Regions from separate parts of the Homo sapiens genome. Here all the other regions are linked to region 1. Evidence: chromatin contacts called from ENCODE Hi-C or POLR2A ChIA-PET data. All regions are on one chromosome and are shown on one strand. The core of a region is the stretch at or near the end of the contact, and the rest is flanking DNA. Distances in the headings are between cores, read along the strand shown.

Region 1 (4,985 bases), core at 2,452-4,951:
ACTATAACAATAATATAGTTTCAGATAGCTAGAAGGAAGGTATTGAATATTCCCAACACAAAGAGATGATAAATATTTGAGATGAAGTATATGTTAATTACCCTGATCTGAACACTATACATTATACATATACACTATGCCTATGTATACACATGCACTATATATATACACTATATGTCAAAATATCACTATGTACCCCATAAATATGTACAGTTATTATATATCAATTTTTACAAACCTCACCAGGGTCCTACAAATTTAGGTACTGTTATTGTTCTCATTTTACATTTGAGGAATCTGAGGCACAGATAAATTTATAAACTGGCCCAGTGTTGCATACCTAATAAGAGGTAGTGCACTGATTCAAATCCAGGCAGTCTATCTCTGCAGCCCACACTGTTAGCCACTAGTATGTCAGAAATTCAAAACTTCAAAGTCAATGTCTAACCAACCCAGGAGCAGTGAACACCACCAGATGCCTGATCAAGGTCTTGAAATACCATCTCCCATTAAAAAGAGCCAGGTTCCTTGGAGAAATGGCTGATTTAAGGTCTGGGTCAGGAAATGAACAAGAGAAACCTGAAGCACCTTGTCATATAGATAACAAGCTATTGAAGACTAATAGGATCATTCCAAAAGAAGAGGACTCTCAAGAGCCAACTTAAAGAGGCTCCCAATGGCCAAAGATGTGACAGTTTGAATATCAGTAGGGATAACAATAGCAATAGATTGAAGCACATCAAACATGTTTAAATCTATGAGTTCATAATGATGCTCAAAAATTGGTCATGTTTAAGAGATAATTGGGATGTTAAGTTGAAAACTGGTAAATAAATTTTTTTCCTGACATTCCTATGTGAACTGTATACCTGAATAACTACATAGTACATGATATGAAGTTCCTCTTTATAGGAATAATCCAGCTGCTAAATGACAAAGGAATGATAGAATTAGAGTGTCCCTTTTTTACAACCTCTAAAGTTGTGGTATGATCATAGCTGACTGCAGCCTCAAACTCTTGGCCTCAAGCAATCCTCCCTCTTCTTCAGCCTCCCAAAGTGATGTGGTTACAGGCATGAGCCACTGTGCCCAACGTTTGTACTTAATTTTTTAAAAACTCTAAAAGAAATTGCAATTATGAGAAAATTGATAATTTGAACAATGACTCAATGTTTGATGATGTTAAGGAAATATTGTTAATATTTTAGATGTGATAATAATATGGTTTTTTAAGTCTTTATTTTTATTGGTGAAATTATATGCTCTGGGATTTGCTTCAAAATACTATGCAATGGGGTTGGGGGTAGAGATGAAACAGAATTGGCCCTGAGTTGATAATTATTGGAGTTGGGGGATGGATACATGGAAGTTCACCACTATTCTTTCTACTATTGCATAGTTTAAAATTACCATAATGAAATGTTTTGTAAAATTAAATGCCTAATTTTTGGGTTGCACAAAATACATACTGTTTCTAATAAAAATACATAAGTAATTTGGTCCAAAATACTTTAGATATTAAGATGTAATGAATTTATTCTACTACCCATGTCTTTAATATATGTCCTTTCTGTTGAGAGAGAGGAGAGGAGAGGGGAGGGGAGGGGACGGGAGGGGAGGCAGAGAGAGAGAGATGTGTTTATTGCATAGAAAATGCTAGTAAAGTCAGTGGGTACTAATATCACTTGATCTTAGCCAAAAGGCTGAGAAGCGATAATGGCTACTAATATCAAGCCAGTTCTTAATGGTGCCAGGCAATAGTACTACATTTCCTTAATCTATTCACTTGCTCACATTCATAAATCATACTTTATCGAATCTCAGATGCCATTGATTATAAGTTGTATTATTATTTTATATACTAATAAAAAACAATGCTCCTGATTAAACTATGGAATGCCATCACTTGTAAGACAGCAATTTCACAGATGTTAAAATATGAAAAAATCATGTTTCAAAATCATCATAATACGGTATTCATCTTTTCTGTCAAGTCTAAAATACTTTCCCCCTATCTTCATTTCAGCTTCCTATTTCACTGGGAAAATAGAAGCACTCAGAACAGGGCATCCTCTTTCTCCTACCACCATATTTGTCCACCTGTTTGGATCTGTACTTATAAACTCTGCCTCCCCTTTTATTTCAATGGAGATGAATTATCCATACTCTTACTTAGAATGATCCCTGTGATTGTGTACTGGATTCCATCCCTTCTCTTCTCAAGGACATTCCTCCGAGTAACTAGCCTGTCTATCCTGAATTGTGTATTTCCCGCCTCTACTGGATCTTTTGTTTTATTTTATTAACTAATTCATTTATTTGAGACAGAGCCTCGCTCTGTCGCCCAGGCTGGAGTGCAGTGGTGTGATCTCGGCTCACTGCAACCTCTGCCTCCCGGGTTCAAGTGATTCTCCCGCCTCAGCCTCCCAGGTAGCTGGGTTTACAGGCGTCTGCCACCACGCCCGGCTAATTTTTGTATTTTTAGTAGAGACGGGGTTTCACCACGTTGGCCAGGCTGGTCTCCAACTCCTGACCTCAGGTGATCTGCCCACCTAAGCTTCCCAAAGTGCTGGGATTACAGGCGTGAGCCACTGCGCCCAGCCTAGATCCTTTTAATTAGTACATAAACTTACTATAATTTCTTCCATCTTTTTTATTTTATTTTTTTGAGACAGAGACTAGCTCTGTCGCCCATGCTGCAGTGCAGTGGCGGGATCACGGCTCACTGCAGTCTCTACTGTCTGGGCTCAAGCGATCCTCCCATCTCAGCCTCTCAAGTAGTTGGGACTTCAGGCGGGTGCCATGCCAGGCTAGTTTTTTATTTTTTGTAGAGATGAGGGTCTCACTATGTTGCCTAGGCAGTTTCAGACTCCTGGGCTCAACCAATCCTCCCACTTTGGCCTCCTGAAATGTTAGGATTACAGGCATAAGCCACCACACTCAGCCCCATCTTTGAATTAAAAAAAAAAAAAAAATTAGAACGTGGAAAAACGCAACAACAAAAGATTAACAAAATCCCTATCCCATGATAGCCTTATTTTTCTGCTCACCTTAAAAACAAAACTTCTTAAAAGTATTGCGTATATTTGCTTTCTCCATTTCCTCTCCTCCCATCCTTCCCTCCAACTCCTATCAAATTTTCATCAGACTTTATCAAACTTCCACCACTGCCAAAATGGCGTTTCAACATCACTGGTGACCATTGCTACAGTGGCCCATTCTTAATTCTCATTTTACTTGACCTATGAGCAACATTTGAGACAATGGGTCACTCCCTTCTTGAAACACTTCCTTCCCTTGGTTTTGCAGATCTAAACTCTCCTACTTTTCCATCTACTTCATGGATTATTCCTTCTCAGTCTTCTTTGTTGGATCCTCTTCACCTCTCCGACTTAACCTGGTGCATTGCTAGAAGAAACCCTGCTGAGTAAGAGCAAATTGTTTTTAGCATACCGCCGATTTTACTTTCCAGTATTTAAAAATGCTGTGTATCCTTTTAAATGAAAACGACTTAAAAAGCGTGGCTCTCAGGCTAGCAATAGAGATACCAACCCGGGAATCTCCGCACCACCCCCCAAGAGGAAGCAGCGTCTGACGTCTTCCGGAAACGAGCTCCACTGGCCTTATGGGAAATGTGGTCTCCGACGGATGGCCTACACCCGGGAGGAGTCCAGGAACTCTAGGTGGACAGTTACTTCCGCACACGCGTAGTAGGACGGTAGCCGGTATTCAATCTTCAAATCAGCGCCGCGGGAAGTGCGGGCGGGTGTTGCTCCCCTGTCTCTGGACGACGCTGTGACTGATCCCAGGCTTGGAGCCGGAGCTGCGAGCGAGGCAGTGAAAGGGTGGCAGGTATGGCTTTGCTGGACTCGGAGGACGTAAGAGAAAGGCGGGGACTGGCTTCTAGGTTTACCCTACCGAAGATAAAACTTTAGTCTCCAAGCGCAGTGACTTCAGGTTTGGATATGTGGGTCCTGTTCAACTCGAGTAGCTGAGAGAAAGCAAGAGTTGGGCTCCGACTGGCACTGGGTAGATGTCCAGGGCTCTGGTGGGACTGGGAGAGGCTCAATTTGCATTCCTGCTCTTGTAGGTCAAGGTCACTATGTAGGAGTCTGTTCATCTAACTGTACCTTTCCTGGTTCCAAGAGCATAGTTGGCCCGACTGGAGCCTGCGACAATTTTAAGCCGTGTCAAGGGATCCAGTGGAAACTGTAAGCTATTTCAAGGGATCCAGGAAGAAAGCATTCTTGAGAAACTGCTATGGATTAGAAGGGTATTCTCAGCAATCATTTGAAGTAAATGCTATTACCATTTTGCATATGAGTTAACTGAAGCTGAAAGGTGAAATTACTTGCCTGGACTCACACAGCTTAGTAAGTGGAAGAACTGAGATTCAAACTCAGATACATTTTCTCCAAATTTCTTTTTTTTTTTTTTTACAGTATAGCATTCCTGCATAAAACAGAGTTGGGTTTATTCTCCTGAAATGTTTGAGCAATGAATGCTGAGTAAATTTCGATTTGTAGTCATTTTGTAGAGTCTCTTGGTGTATCTGCAGATCTTCCAGTGCAGACTGTGTAAATGAAGATGTGAGTCCCCGGTTTGCCCATTATACCCTTTCTAGAGCCCCAGCAGTTCTAAGCTCATAGGAGATGGCGAGTTTCTACAGAGAGAAACATTTGGAGTTTAAACTGAAGGATCCAGCTTAACAAAAAAAAAATAAAAAAAAGTGTTCCTGGGTCCCTGAATCCAGCCTTCTCAAGAAAGCCCAACCTAATTTGCAATCTCTTATCCCAGCGTCAGAGTAGAAACCAGAGAATCACAGGAAGGAATCATTTTTAGACTTACGGAGCTTCAGAGACCAAGCTTTTAAGTGAGTCAACTCATTCATTATTTCTTCAGGATAAATTTCTGGGAGGAAAAAAAATAACTGTTTCAAGAGGAACCACTTGGTGCTAGATCAGTAGGACAGAAACATATAACAT
Region 2 (4,985 bases), core at 772-3,271, 300 kb before region 1:
CCCAAGTAGCTGGGATTACAGGCATCCACCACCACACTCAGCTAAGTTTTATATTTGTAGTAGAGATGAGGTTTCACCATGTTGGCCAGCCTGGTTTCGAACTCCTGACCTCAAGTGATCTGCCCCCCTTCACCTCCCAAAATGCTAGGATTACAGGCATGAGCCACCCGCCATGCCCGGCCTCTTTTTAGTTTTGCTATTAGAAGTGATAACATTCTTTTTAGTTTCACTATTAGCTTTCCTTGCATTCACATTTTACATTCTCTCATTAGCATTTCTATCCTTGGCATTGTTGAGTTTCTAATGCTTTTTTGCGTGAGTGTTTTACCCATTAAATGTTTTTGTTTAATTTATTATTTTCAAGCTTTCCTTTTGTTTCCATAATGAATCTTTGTGAGATTCCTGTATTTTAGCCATTTCCAAAAAGTGCCATTTTACTTATTTCACTGGAAGTATTTAACCATTCCAAACTACAGGCTCTAAGTAGCATCCTGACATTTTAGATCTGGAAAGGGCCCTTTAAGATCACTGTATAGAAGTGTACCATTAGAGTGTCTTTGTTGTATATATATTTCGTTGTTAATTTAGTGATGGCTGATTATTTCTGCCCATTAGGACAGGGCTTAATTCAATCAGTATATTAATCACCAGTGTGAAGGATAAAACCTTTTAGAACAACATGGGATCTAAATAAGTTTTTTTTAAATGCCACTGTTAAGGAGGTAGTGTTTTGTTTTTATTTTTCCCCCTAAACACAAGAGAGAAGTCAGGGAATTGTTACGGAGGATTCTTAACAATTTTATCAGTTTGGGAGAAAGCAGTGGTGAATATAGACAGCTTTTAATCTAGTTTTTGTTTTCTCTACTGTCAGCTTTCTACAGATCAAAAAATTGGGTTGCCGGGGGCAGGGCAGCAAATACCAGTTACTTTAAATGTTTTACCATGATCTTCTTTTTTTATAGGGAACTGACTCTTTTTTGGAGTAAACTGCAAAGAAGAATTGACCCTTCTTTAGATACTTTTTTGGAGCGCTGTCGTCAGTTTGGTGTCATAGCTAAAACGCAGCAGCATTTATTTTGCCTCATTAGAGTTATACAAACTGAAGTGAGTACTTTATGCCTTCTCTGCTAACTGTAGCTGGAGGAAAGAAATGAGTGGGAAGATAACTTCTCAGGAAATTCCCTTTAAAGGAAGATAAGAAATAATGAGTTTTAATAAGATTAATGGAATTGACCACATCTGACTGTTTCTCCAGATTGACTTCCTATAATTAATCAGAAACAAATTGATGGTCAAACAAGTTAGGTGATATTTATTTCTAATTACTGTGAATGAAGTTGTGTCTCCTGTCACGTTAAGAACATTTTAAGAGGCCAGGCACGGTGGCTCAAGCCTGTAATCCCAGCACTTTGGGAGGCCAAGGCGGGTGGATTACTTGAGCTCAGGAGTTCGAGACCAGCCTGGCCAACCTGGTGAAACCCCGTCTCTACTAAAAATACAAAAATTAGCCGGGCATGGTGGCGGGCGCCTGTAATCCCAGCTACTTTGGAGGCTGAGGCAGGAGAATCGCTTGAACAGGGAAGGCGGAGGTTGTGGTGAGCCAAGATTGCACTGCTGCACTCCAGCCTAGGTGACAGAGTGAGACTTGGTCTTTTTTTTTTTAAAAAAAAAAAAAAGAACATTTCAAGGTAACTATAGAACTTGCCTGTTTAAACAATTACTTTATAATTGGCCATTAGAACATTTTGTTTTGTTTAAATCTTTAATAAAGGTACTAATTTTCTATTGTTGAATAACATCACAAAAATTAATACTTAAAACAATGTCCGTTTTTATCAGTTCAGTTTTGTAAATCAGAAATCCAGCACAATGTGGCAGGATTCTCTTCTAAGATTATCATATTGGCTAAAATGTAGTTTGCCAGGCTAAGTTCTATCAGAGGCTCTGTGGAAAATCCACTTCAAAGCTTATTCTTATCGACAGGTTTCAGTTCCTGTGGTTGTAGGACTAAGGTTTCTGTTTTCTGGCTGGCTGCCAATCAGGGTCTGTTCTCAGGTGCTAGAAGCTACACTCAGTCTTTACCTCTGTTTTCAAGCAGCAAGGGTGCAACAAGTTGGTGCTTGAAACCTGACATCCTCCATCTCTGACTTTAGTTTTCAGTTTTTGGTTGAGACAGGTCTCGCTCTGTCACCCAGGCTGTAGTGCAGTGGTGCGATCATAGCTCATTACAGCTTCAAACTCCTTGGCTCAAGCAATCCTCCCGTCTCAGCCTCCAGAGTAGCTGAGATTGCAGGCGTGTGCCACTATACCTGGCTTTTTCTTTTTTGGCGGGGAGCAGTGGTAGATACAGGGTCTTGCTTTGTTGCCCAGACTGGTTCTGAACTCCTGGCCTCAAGCAATTCTCCCACCTCAGCCTTCCAAAGTGCTGGGATTATAGGTGTAAGCTGCCCCACCTGCTTGAACTTGGGAGGCAGAGGTGGCAGTGAGCCGAGATCACACCATTGCACTCCAGCCTGGGCGACAGAGTGAGACTCTGTCTCAAAAAAAAAAAAAAAAGCAAAGATTGAATGACTTGGCTATATCCTATGTGCGCTTGCAACAGTATGCCAAGTCACTCTTGATCCCTCACCTTCCTAGTTTAAGACCCACCAATTTCTTCAAAATTCAGCTCCACATTGCATATCCTGATTCACATTTATTCACTACTCCTTTCAGTAACTTTTTGGCATATCTGTTCAGAATATATAATAGTATTTCTGGTTACTTTTCTTTGAAAAATGTTGTTAGTGATTTTTCAAATGTTACCATCCCAGCCAGATTAGGCTGTTTAAGAAAGAATGGCCATTCTTTGCTGTCCACCTCACAGTCTTCCAAAAGGAGTTAGTAACTTGTTGAGAAACTGAATTATTTTAAAATTTAGCTGACTTTCCCCAAGTCCTCTCTGCTCTTACTTACAAATGATAAACTTCTATCACATCATCCTAATAAGTCAAGAGACCCATGGTCTAGTCCTGTGGAGCCACTAAAGCAACATGGCCTGTTTTACTTGGACTACATTCCAAATGAGAGGGAGAAACTTCTATATTCTTTAGGCCACTACTGTTGTGGGAAGTCTGCCACTCACAACAGAACCAGATCCTAGCTGATACAGGCTAGGTAATGCCTCTCTTTCAAAAAAGCTAGAGTCTCAGCTCGTCTGAAAGGTAGGGAGTTATCTCAATTGATTGTTCACAGTCAGTTACAGACTGAACTCTGTTCTACTCTTTCCCCCTTCTCACTATTACACTTGACTAGTTTTAAAGAAAAAAAAGTTGGAGTCTCAGTTTGCAAGGGATTCTACACTCACTCACTCCCTTTTCACCTACCAGTCCACATCTCTTCTACTCTTCAGGCCAAATATCTTCTTTTTTTTGAGACGGAGTCTCACTCTGTTGCCCAGGCTGGCATGCAGTGGCGTGATCTCAGCTCACTGCAACCTCCGCTTCCCAGGTTCAAGGGATTCTGATGCCTCAGCCTCCCAAGTAGCTGGGGCTTTGGGCCTGCATCACCATGCCTGGCTAATTTTTTGTATTTTTATTAGAAATGGGGTTTTGCCATGTTGGCCCTGCTGGTCTTAAACTCCATGCCTCAAGTGATGTGCCTGCCTCGGCCTCCCAAAGTGCTGGGATTACAGGTGTGAGCCACTGTGCCCGGCCTAAATGCTTTTAAGTCCTTGCTCCTCTGCTCACTAGTTAGTGACATTGGGCAACTTAACGTTCTGAGTGTTGGGGGTTTTTTGTCTATAAAATGAGGATAATACGTGCAAAAAAGTTTATTTCAAATAAGTGCCTAGGCTGTAGTAGGGGTTCTGTAAATCAATGACAGTGATTTCTTTGTGTTCCCAGCATTTAGAATGAATGATGCCCAACACAGAATTAAATGCCTGGCAAATTGTTTACTGATTTAAACAGTGGAATTTACTCCATTATTTTACATTGTATTCTGTTAAATAGTTACAATGTGCCAGCGTTATTATTTCATCTTTATAACCTTAGGAGGAAAATCTGTTATTAACATTACTGTTATCATTTTACCAATAAGGAAACTGAAGTTTAGAGGTTGAGAACTTGTCACTTGTTGTGAAGCTGGGGTTCAAAGGCAGTCAAAGTCTGATTCTAAAGTCTCTGCTCATAGCAGTGCGTTTTAAGCCACTCTGACATATCTTGCTTTTCTTTGCTCATGTCATTTTTGTATTTTATTTCAGCCTCTCAGATAAAAAGAGTTATCTTGTATGTACCAAGCTTTTATCACATATGACCAGGTCTTCCTAATTTTAAACTAGTTTCTGAGAACCTGCTGCCATAGCAAGATTTCTGATTTCTGTTTTTTCCCTGGAAAGCTGAGATTCAGTACACCTGTGACGGTGACTATAAATTACCAGATTCTTTCAGGAGGAAATGGAAAGGATCATTTATTTTATCTTTGAAGTTTTGAAAAATCCAAGTGTTCATGATAGAGAGAATTTTTTTTTTTTTTTTTTTTTTTGAGACGGAGTTTTGCTCTTGTTGCCCAGGCTGGAGTGCAATGGTGTGATCTTGGCTAAACTGCAACCTCCACCTCCTGGGTTCAAGCGATTCTGCTGCCTCAGCCTCCGAGTAGCTGGGATTACAGGCATGCACCACCACACCTGGCTAATTTTGTATTTTTAGTAGAGACGGGGTTTCTCCGTGTTGGTCAGGCTGGTCTCAAACTCAGGTGATACACCTGCCTCGGCCTCCCAAAGTGCTGGGATTACAGGCGTGAGCCACCGTGCCCAGCCAAAGAGAATTTCTTAAATTGAATTTAATCTTAGACTCACATCTATACCTGTGTTTCCTGTTGCTGCCATTTTAAACCCTGCCCCTCTACTCAACATCATTCTATTTTGAATCCTCCAGTGACCTTTTTTATCCTGAATTTCTTTGGATTCACATGCATTTATTGTTTATGCATTCGGGGTACAGATA
Region 3 (4,985 bases), core at 1,759-4,258, 260 kb after region 1:
CCACGCTGGAGTGCATGATCACTATGATCACTGCAGACTCAACCTCCTGGGCTCAAGTGATCCTTCCACCTCACCCTCCTAAGGAGCTGGGACTACAGGCGCACACCAAGACACCCAGCTAGTTTTTAAATTTTTCTGTGGAGACAGGGTCTTGCTATGTTGTCCAGGCTGATCTCCAACTCCTGGCTCCAGCGATCCTCCCACGGTGGCCTCGGGAGCCACCATGGCTGCCTGCTGGGCCCTTCCTTCTTGAATGCAACCCCCCTGGCTTTCCTCAAACCTGCCTCTGTGGCTTTTCTCTCTTGGTTCTATCAGCAAGCAGCTCTGCCTCCTCTTTCTGCCCCTTGAATGTTGGGGCTTTGTCTCAAGTCCTCTTCACAGTACATAGTTTCAGGGGGTGGTCTCATGCACTCCTACGACATCAGGGGTCACCCCTATGATGACAGCCTCCGCTCTGCAGTTTCATCCCTGCGCTTCCTGCCTGCTGACACCTCTCCTCCTCATTCCCTGGGCATCTCAAACTCAGCATCTCCCTCCAAACCTGCCCTCCTTCCTCAATCCATGTGACAGTGACTCCCCGATCCCCAGTGCCCAAGTCAGAAATGCCCTCCACACAAGCATCCTTTGCTCTCACCTAAGAAATGACTTACAGTGTCCCAAAGCATTGCGCTGTTTAGTGCTTCTGTGCTTTTCCTTCTGCCTGCAACTCCCTCCCCTCTTCTGCCCACTGCATCATCTAGCTAACTCCTATTCATCCTTCAACTCCCAGTTTGAGCACCACCTCTTCTTGGAAGCACTCCCTATCCCCATTACCCCCAGGCTCAACTGAGGGCCCTTCAGTGCCCCCAGAGTTCTGTTCACCCAGCCCTGTGCGTTTTTTGCTTTTCTGCATGGGACTATGAGAACTGGGTGTGTGGGGGTTGAACACAATTCTTGGCACATGGTCAGCAATGAGTGAATGTTTGATGAAGGTGGCATTGGGGCCAAGTAGTAAGGATGAGAAGGGTTTTGCCAACTAGAGAGAAGTGGAGAAAAGACCCCTCAGCCCTCTGTGTGGAGCACTGAGCTGTGGGTGTTCATGATTTTTATCCCGAGTGAGCTCCAGGTGAAGGGAACAGCAGAGCAAAGGCCTTGAGATGGGACTTCCTTCCCCTCACTCCTTTGCCCCAAGACCTGCAGAGCACAGGGCCTTGATTGACAGGCTGTGGAGGTGGGCCTTACCCTGTGGGCAGTGGGGAGCCATACACGGTGACAGGCCAGGGTGGGGACACTGGATGGGAACCAGGGTTTGACTCTTTCTGAGTGAGTGCTGTGCAGACGTGAGGTCATCTATTTTTTCCAGTACCCGCTAGGTAGCAGGCACTATTATTGTTCCCATTTTGCAGACAAGAAACTGGGGCTCAAAGAAGAGAAACACCACATACTAAGTTACACAGCTTGTCTGTGGTCGAGTCAAGACTCAAACCCATGTCGGCATCAGGGCCAAGCCCGAGCTCTAAATGGTTCTCAGCCTCGCCAGCTGACCCAAGGCAGTTTCCAGTGGCCTAAGGCAAAACTGAGGAGAATAAGGACGGGGTGGCGACTCTTTCATAAAGCTAAATTTATTCCACTTAAAGGACTGTCTTTTAGTATGAGATGATGTCCTTTCTTTTATGAAATGATGGGCTGGGAAAAAAATGTCCTTGCTTGGCAAAATAAAAAGTTGACAACCTTATGCAGTCCCCAAAGTGTTTTTGGAAATTTTACCGGTGGTGCGTGAAATCCCTGAGTCTGGGCGCCATCCCGGCTCCTCCCCACTGAGCTGTGGAGCCAGAAGAGGGAGGGGTCTGGTAGGGACAGAGGGATCAGGGGACAGAGGAGCCTCAGGTCCCGCACTTTGCAGTGAGGACCAACCCAAGGCTCTTTCCTAAGATTGGGTTGGGCGGGTGGGGGGGTGGGGGGCAGATCAGCCAGAATCAAGGGCTCACCCCTCAGTTAAAGGAGCACTGGACCGGGAGGCAGCAGGCTTGGGCTCAGCTCCTGCCTCTGCTTCCTGGAGGCTGTGTGATGCCAGGCAGGTGACCCAACCTCTCTGAGGCACCAGCTTCCTTATACATAGAATGACAATTGCCATCTGTCCCTGCTCACCTCACGGGGCTGCTTCCTATAGCAAGTGCTTGGTAAACTGCAAAGTGCTGTGAAGAACAGGGGGGTTGTGGTGGTTTTACCTTTTTTTTTTTTTTTTTTCCTTTTGAGACAGAGTCTTACTCTTTCACCCAGGCTGGAAGGCAGTGGTGTGATCATGGTTCACTGCAGCCTTGAACTCCTGGGCTCAAGCGATCCTCCTGCCTCAGCCTTTCATGTAGCTGAGACCGCAGGTGCACGTCACGGCGCTAGGCTAATTTTTAAATTTTTTGTAGAGAGGGGATCTTGTTATGTTGCCCAGGCTGGTTTCGAATTCCTGTGCTCAAGCAATTTTCCCACCCTGGCCTCCCAAAGTGCTGAGATTACGGACATGAGCCACTGCACCCAGCCCTGGTTTTACTGTTCTTATCTTGCCATCAGAGGATCCCACTTCTCTAGGGTCCTGGGCCCCTCATCTCACTTTCACTTTTCACTTGCACTGCTTTGAGCCCTGAGGAAGAGACATATGGGGGAGCGGGGCAGGTGGAATGACACAGGCCCTGTAAAAGCAGGGTGGCCACACTAGCAATTCCTGTCCTCAGGCTCCCCTGGAGGACAGCTCAGAGATGCCCAGGCTGGAGACCTGGGGAACTCTAGGAAAAGAATGCACGAAGCTGGAGCCAGGCTAGAGTTCTAAGCACAGACTTTGTCACTGAGTAATAAGATTCATAGTCTAATCTCTACCAGGTATTGTGCTAAATATTTTTCACACTGCTTCATTTAATCCTTCCAAGAGCCCTATGAGGTAGGTCCTATCATTATCCCCATTGGATGGAAGATGACACTGAAGCTTAAAGGTGAAACACTGCCCTTGTCACACAGCCAGGAAGTGGTGAATGCCCAAGAGGACGGGAGTTTTCTGGGCTCAGCTCAGACAACTGAGTGCCTGGAGAGGCCGAGTGTGCAACGATTCTGTGACATGAGAGGGTGGGAACGGTTTGCAGGACTGTGGTGGGGGGCCGAGGGGGTAATCAGTGCACATCAGGGGCACCGGGTTGGGGTCGGAAGGCAAGAGACACGATCCTGCTGGCTAGCTTCTAGCAGTCACCTCCCTCTCTGAGTCTCAGCCTCCCTCTCTGCTCTGGCTCTCAATAATAACAAAGATAATACTAGCAGGACCTTACTGAGTGCTTACCGTGGACCAGATGCTGCTCTGAGAGCTTGCCACGCCTTCTATCACTTTTTCCTCTCAATGACACTATGAGGTAGGTACTGTTATTATGCCTACTTTTCAGATGAGGAAGTTGAGGCACAAAGAGGTTACGTGACTTGCCTGGGTACATGTAGCAGGGCCAGGATTCTAACCACAAGAGTCTAGCTCTATAGGCTGTGATCTTACCCACCTAACTCACCCGGACTATGTCTGCCTGCTTCTAATGGGGGGTGATATTAGGAGAAGTTGAGCCTTAAAGTTCAAGGTCCTGGGCCGGGCGCTGTGGCTCACGCCTGTAATCCCAGCACTTTGGGAGGCAGAGGCAGGCAGACCACCTGAGGTCAGGAGTTCGAGACTAGCCTGGCCAACATGGTGAAACCCCGTCTCTACTGAAAATACAAAAAATTATCTGGGTGTGATGGTGCGCACCTATAGTCCCAGCTACTTGGGAGGTTGAGGCATCAGAATCGCTTAAACCCGGGAGGTAGAGGTTGCAGTGAGCCGAGATCGTGCCACTGCACTCCAGCCTGGATGACAGAGTGAGACTCCATCAAATAAATAAATAAATAAATAAATAAATAAATAAATACAGTTCAAGGTCCTGCTCCCACCCCGATTCTACCCTGGGGACTCATTCCTTCCCTCTCTCGCCCTTTCATTTGAGAAACCTTCACTTCTAAATGAAGTTCAGCTGCTTATGCCAGTCTCCCCGGGCCAGGCCCTGTGCCAGACTCTGGGGACAGAGCAATGAATCAGACCTTCCTCTGCTCCCTGGGGGAGATGGGCTGGGAAGCTGGCAGTTACCAGGCAGGGTGATAAGTGCCACTGTCCAGGCAGCACGGAGTCCAGTGGGAGCCCAGCACAGAGGGCCAAGCCCTGCCCCAATCTGGGCATGGCTGGGAAGGCTTCCCAGAGGAAGAGGCTTAAGTTGAGACTGAAAGATGAGTAGAAGTAGGAGTTAGCTAGGTGAAAAGGAGCAAGGAACAGTGTTTCAGGCAGAGAGAATAGCACAGGCAGAGACCCAGAAGTGAGGCTGAACAGGGCATTTGCAAAGAACAGCAAGAAGTCAGAAGAGCGGGATCCTAGAGGAGGCAAGAGGTATCTGGAGAAGAGGCTGGGATGCAACAGGGCCAGGCTCGGCAGTGAGGACACCGGGCTGGGGAGCTGCAGCTTCCTGAGAGGGTGATGGGAAGGAAGTGATGTCAGGAGTAACATGGCAGATTCGTGTTTTAGAAACTCCTTTCTGGGACTGGCGAGGAGGATGCTGGAGGGGTAAGGACTCTGGCAAGGAGCCCTGGGGATGCTACCAACTTGTCCCCCTTTTTCCTTTACCTTCCCCCCAGGGTCCAGCCTCCTGAGTGCCTCCTCCAGAGCTATTGACCAACCCTGCTCAGGGCCTGGCTCAACCTGACCCGGAGCCCTAGGACTTTGCCTATAGGGAAAGTTCAGCTGCTTATGCAAACTCTGGCTTGGGGGGAGATGTGTGTGGTTGAGCTGGGAGCTGGTGGTGTGTGGGGGTGGCCTTGGAAGCAGAGAGGGTGGGTGCAGGCGCCGAGGCTGTCTGGAAAGGGAGTCTGGGGATATAAGCTTGGGGTCCATGGGGGTCCCTAGAATAGTGGCCTTATAATGGCTCCAAGAGGGTACACTGGGATTTGGCCCAGATAATGGA

Evidence for each region. A loop is a pair of places that touch in the nucleus more often than their neighbours do. ChIA-PET counts read pairs that join two places held with the same protein, here RNA polymerase II (POLR2A). Pooled maps may share reads with other maps.
Region 2: a map with no recorded cell type shows a loop between it and region 1 (4-fold over the local background). The contact joins the enhancer-like site here to the promoter of ZNF684 in region 1. A Hi-C loop is called at or near these places in 1 of 37 single-sample maps with no recorded cell type and 2 of 50 pooled maps. POLR2A ChIA-PET finds 5 or more read pairs at or near these places in 2 of 52 experiments (T-cell and WTC11).
Region 3: a loop to region 1 is called in a pooled map, with 4 times the contacts of the local background. The contact joins the enhancer-like site here to the promoter of ZNF684 in region 1. A Hi-C loop is called at or near these places in 1 of 168 maps with a recorded cell type or tissue (naive thymus-derived CD4-positive, alpha-beta T cell) and 7 of 50 pooled maps. POLR2A ChIA-PET finds 5 or more read pairs at or near these places in 1 of 52 experiments (K562).

What each region holds. Positions count from the first base shown.
Region 1 is chr1:40,527,936-40,532,920 of GRCh38, forward strand. ZNF684 (zinc finger protein 684) reads left to right here and starts at 3,702. Exons shown (of 5, transcript NM_152373.4): 1 at 3,702-3,852. It overlaps LOC124904149 (a long non-coding RNA gene), which reads right to left and starts at 3,611. Exons shown (of 2, transcript XR_007066022.1): 1 at 3,553-3,611; 2 at 2,643-3,420. RefSeq lists an enhancer at 3,502-3,796.
Region 2 is chr1:40,230,555-40,235,539 of GRCh38, forward strand. It overlaps RLF (RLF zinc finger), which reads left to right. Exons shown (of 8, transcript NM_012421.4): 7 at 963-1,104. Among named protein-coding and RNA genes, the nearest start is that of TMCO2, 15 kb to the right of the region's middle. Within about 2 kb of position 2,022, at least 2 of the 41 ENCODE cell types and tissues checked have a DNase peak (open chromatin) inside an H3K27ac peak, as active enhancers do.
Region 3 is chr1:40,793,048-40,798,032 of GRCh38, forward strand. The region is part of intron 1 of KCNQ4 (potassium voltage-gated channel subfamily Q member 4); the gene reads left to right. Among named protein-coding and RNA genes, the nearest start is that of KCNQ4, 12 kb to the left of the region's middle. Within about 2 kb of position 3,009, at least 9 of the 41 ENCODE cell types and tissues checked have a DNase peak (open chromatin) inside an H3K27ac peak, as active enhancers do.